Linked DNA regions of Homo sapiens: region 2 is linked to region 1. Evidence: read pairs that join two places in POLR2A ChIA-PET (ENCODE). Cell type or tissue: Panc1. All regions are shown on one strand.

Region 1 (2,500 bases):
GAGGGGAGGCTGAGGGCACCATCCAGCTGGAGAGCAGGGCTTGTGGGAGAAATGGCCTGGATTTCTCTGATGCAGCCATTTGGGGGATTGGAGGCAGAGGCTTCTCCAGGGATGGGGGTCTCCAGGCTCGCTCTGACGACCCCTCCCTCCCTCTGCAGCATCTGTAGTTGGGTCTGCTTGAAACTGCTCCTCGCCCTGCCCGAGTGACGGGGAGTCAGAACAATCTCTTTACAGCTGGGGGCCCAGAGGAGGAGTGGGTCTGGGGCCCAGAGGAGGAGTGGGTCTGGAGCCCAGAGGAGGAGTGGGTCTGGGGTCCAGAGCTCGGGGATGCCAGTTCCCGCATCTGTTTGCTCGACTCCAGAGTGCCTTGACCTAGTCCATAGCGGTTCAGTGCAGCTCACTAAGGATGGCCACCCGTGCTATCCTCCAAGCTGTCACAGGTACCAGGTAAGAGGTAGGGCAGTGGGAGGGGGGGATCCTTCTGGAACCCCAGTCCCCAAGATGGGAGTCCCTGGCCACCACTTCTGAGCTGTGTGGCCCCGGACAGGCAGTTTCTCCTTACTGAGGCTCAGTTCATCCTGTGTGCGCTGTGGGGGTGATGAATGTGGCACATCCCTGGCACCCCAAAATGACGGCTCTTATTACAGTGGAAAGTCCGGGCACACCTGCTACCCTCCCCCCACTGTGTTGTTCTAGAACATTGGTTCTCAAAGTGTGGTCACCGCACCACCCGCAACAGTGTTGCCCAGGAACCTGTTAGAAATGAAAATTCCCCGGCCCCACCTCAGAACGACTGAATCAGAAACTCTGGGGTGGGGCCCAGCGCTCTGTGTTGAACAAGCTTCCTGGGGATTCAGATGTGCACTCAGGATTGGGGACCACTCCTTTAGGTCATCCACATAACCACGACACTTCCCTGCTCTAAACCCTTCCATGGCTCCCAACTGCTTTCTGGATAAAATTGAAAGGCTCTAACCAGCATTCAAAGCCCTCCCCTTGTGGCCCTGGCTGACAGGAGGTGGCCAGCCTGTTTTCCCAGCCCCGTGACAGGCTGCTGGAGGTGACTCATGCCTCGGACCTGTTTACCTGGTGCCCAGCCAGGCTGACAGACAGGGACGAGGGCAGGAGAAAATGACAGAGCACATGCTAACGACGTGTGTGGCTCCTGGTGGCGGTTCGAGGCTCATTCTGTTACCGCCGTGTGAACTGGCCAAGTTGCTTCACTGTCTGGAGCCTCAGTGTTCTCATCTGTCCAGTGGGGATGATAACAGCGCGTCTGCCTAGGTCGGCTAGGACGAAACACGATCACCTGTGCAAAGTGCTCAGCCTGGTGCCTAGCAAACAACAGGTGCCTTAGAATACTAAGGGCCCACAATCCCTTGAGACTGGAGGTTTCAGGATTCTGGGTTTTTCAGGTTTTAAAAAGGGAAATACAGTTGACCCTTGAGCAACATGGGGGTTACGGGTGCTGACCTCCGACACAGTCAAAATCCACCTATAACTTTGGACTTCCCTGAAACTTAATGACTGATAGCCTTCTGCTGACTGGAAGCCATAACATAAATGGTCAGTTAACACATATTTTGTGTGTTATATGTTGTATATACTATATGCTTAAAATAAGTAAGCCAAAGAAAAGGAAATGTTTTTAAGAAAATCATAAAGAAGAGAAAATACAGTTACTGTTCATTAAGCGGAAGTGGATCATCATAAAGATCTTCATCCTTATCCTCCTCACGGTGAGTAGCCGGAGGAGGGAGAGGCAGAGGAGGGGTTGGTCCTGGTGTCTCAGGGGTGGGAGAGGCAGAAGAACATCCATGTAAGAGGGGACTTATTCAGTTCAAACCTGTGTTATTCAAAGGTTAACTGTACACCCTTTATCACCTAACACACCCAATGGGGATCTTCATCCATAAACAAACACACAACTGTTTCTGCATCAAAACATGCACGTGCAAAGTGGAAAAAAATAAAAACTATCAGTATGTAGCTTCCCATTAGTTCAGGCCATGCTAAGGCTCTTGGACTTTATCCAGAAGGCAATAGGGAGCTACAGAAGACTTTAGAGCGTGGAAGTGGCATGGTCAGGTAGATGCCTTAAAAGAGTGGTGCCCAAACAGAGTGTGCATCAGAAGTCCCTCGAGGACTTGTTAAATGCAGAATCCTGGGCCCCCACAGTCACTCAGGCCTCCTGGCTGCTGGTGAGGACAGCACGGCGACTCTCCCGTGTTTCAGATTTTACAGGACTGTGGGGCTCAGAGTGATGACATTACTTGTTCAAGGCCTCATGGCTTGTGAATGGTGGAGCTGGGTCATGCCAAATGAGCTTTGGGGCCAAACTTATGAACTATCTTTTGGTTTTCAGGGTTTTGGAATTATGGGTAAGGGATCGTGAGCCAGAATGGATGACCCTCGTGTCGGGCTTAGCGAGAGGCCTGTGACAGCGAGAGAACATAGGCTTTGGGGTGCAGATCCTGGTTCTACCGTTTCTGGATTGTTT
Region 2 (2,500 bases), 98 kb before region 1:
AACATGCTGAAACCCCGTCTCTACTAAAAACAAAAACAATTAGCTAGGCATGGTGGCGCATGCCTGTAATCCCAGCTACTCAGGAGGCTGAGGCAGGAGAATTGCTTGAACCTGAGAAGCAGAGGTTGCAGTGAGCAGAGATGGAGCCACTGCACTCCAGCCTGGGTGACAGAGGGAGACCCCGTCTCAAAAAAAAAAAAAAAAATAGAAAAATTGTCTTGGGCCACACATAAAATACAGTAACACGGGCTGGGTGCGGTGGCTCACGCCTGTAATCCCAGCACTTTGGGAGGCCATGGCCGAGCACCTGAGGTCAGGACTTCAAGACCAGCCTGACCAACATGGTGAAACCCCGTCTCTACTAAAAATACAAAAAATTAGCCGGGTGTAGTGGTGGGTGTCTGTAATCCCAGCTACTTGGGAGGCTGAGGCAGGAGAATGGCTTGAACCCAGGAGGCGGAGGTTGCAGTGAGCTGAGATTGCGCCATTGCACTCCAGCCTGGGCAACAAGAGCAAAACTCCATCTCAAAAAACAAACAAACAAAAAAACAGTAACACAAACAATAGCTGATGAGGAAAACAAATCACAAAAAATCTCATAATGTTTTAAGAAAGTTCAAGAATTTGTGTTGGGCTGGATTCAAAGCTGTCCTGGGATGCATTCAAAGCCATCCGGGGCCACAGGCAGCCTGCAGACCACACATTGGACAAGGTTGAGCTAAGGCCTGACAACAACCCTGTGAATGAATTTGGAAATGGATCCTTCTGCTCCAGTGGAGGCTTGACATGACCACGGCCCTGGCCCCCAGCTTGACTGCAACCTCGTGAGAGACTCTGAGCCACAGGCAGCCAGCTGAGTTGCACCTGGATTCCTGTGTGATAACAAATGTTTGTTGCTTTAGCCCCTAGGTTTAGGGTAATTGGTTATGCAGTAGCAGATAACAAATACATTGGCCTAAGACAGAGCTTGCTGTGAGGATGGAGTAACATGTATAGTGCCCACACATAGTAGGTGCTAATTCATTGCTTGTCTAATGAGTCAGTCAATAAACAAATGAATGTTCTATAACACCGAATGTTCTCTGAATCCAAATGTTCACTCCCTTCCACCCACTCCCGTCCAAAACATCACCAAAAGTTGTTTTAAGCAGAGAATGGCTGGGTCAGATTTGTTTTTCTGTAATGGGAGATGGGTTTGTGTCCCATGGGTGCGGCCGGTTCATCTGTGGTCTGGGTGAAGAGAGATTTAAAAATAATAATCCTTTGTCAGCTCAGAGAGGACTTTAGTGTAACTTAGATCTCATAGCAGGTAGGTCTCTGGAGAAACAACTCTCCTTTCTCACTCTATTAAAGTCTCTTGACCAACTAGAAGACACTCATGTGTTCATTCATTCATCCTTTCTTGTATTTGTTCATTATACCATTATTCACTGAATACCTCTTTTAGGCAGATACTCTGGATGTAGAAATGAACCTGACATACCTCAAATTTCAAAAAAGAAGGGAGGAGGTAAGCAAAAGTGTGATACCATCACAAAAAAATCAGGGACAGGGAAAGGGTCACGTATCTCTGGTGCAGTTTTTTGTGATAAGTGCAGTGACAAGGGTGGTACCAGAGGATCTGGGAGTCTAGAGGGAGTCCCTGATTCCACCCGTGGGGATGAATTGGTCTGAACTCTTTCAGCTGAAAGTGACAGAAATCATCTAAAAGCAACACACACTGTCTATGGCACTCAAAAAAAAAAAAGAAAAAAGGAAGGAAGGAGGGAAGGAAGGAAGAAAGGGAGGGAGGGAGAAAGAAAGAAAAAAGAAAAATTAAAGTCCAAAAGTCCAGAGGTAGATTTGGATTTCAGGCACAGTTGGATACAGGCACTTCAACAATTGCATCAGGAATCTGTCTCTTCCCATCCCCAGGTTCTTCTTTGTTTTCCTCTGGCCTCGTCTTGAGGCAGGCTTCCCCTTGTGCTGGCAAAATGTGTGCCTGTAGCTCCAGGCTGATATTTTCCCACTCAGCAATGCCAGGAGATAAAGATTACCACTTCCCCCGTACCTCCTGAAAGGCTCCTGGGCTGACCCCCAAGGGTCTGGCTTAGGTCACAGCCTAAACAGTGGCTCCAGGGGTTTGGAGAGTGCTGATTGGCCAGGCCTAGGCTGGCAGCCAGGCCCTCAAACCTGGGGTGGAGTCACCCTCATCCTACACACACAGACTCAGATGGAAGAAGAGTGGTTCCCTAAAGAAGAGTCTGGGCAGTGCAGCCAGAGAAGGAGGTATTGGGAGGCTAAACCATCAGGTGTCTTGGACAGAGTCAGGAAAGCTTCTGGGAGGAGGAAGAGTCTGAGCTGAGACCTGATGAAGAAGTTAGTCAAGGGGAGAGAAGCAGGCTGGGTACATTAGTTATCTATTGCTGCAAAACACGTTACCCAAAATTTAAAACTTTAAAACAATACACAAGGTCTTAGTCCATTTTCTGTTGCTATACAGAATACCACAGACTGGGGA

What was found. Peaks named below come from ENCODE experiments on the same cell type or tissue, not always from the same donor. Only the 100,000 strongest peaks of a DNase experiment are listed, where the experiment ranks them.
Region 2: POLR2A ChIA-PET joins it to region 1 with 6 read pairs; 6 of 35 experiments call an interaction of 5 or more read pairs at or near these places.

The regions. Positions count from the first base shown.
Region 1 is chr5:172,730,126-172,732,625 of GRCh38, reverse strand. No RefSeq gene overlaps it. Among named protein-coding and RNA genes, the nearest start is that of DUSP1, 40 kb to the left of the region's middle. In Panc1, no CTCF peak of the experiment used is centred here; a DNase peak (open chromatin) is centred at 1,060; H3K27ac peaks cover 979 bases.
Region 2 is chr5:172,827,649-172,830,148 of GRCh38, reverse strand. No RefSeq gene overlaps it. Among named protein-coding and RNA genes, the nearest start is that of ERGIC1, 5.4 kb to the left of the region's middle. In Panc1, no CTCF peak of the experiment used is centred here; no DNase peak of the experiment used is centred here; H3K27ac peaks cover 1,806 bases.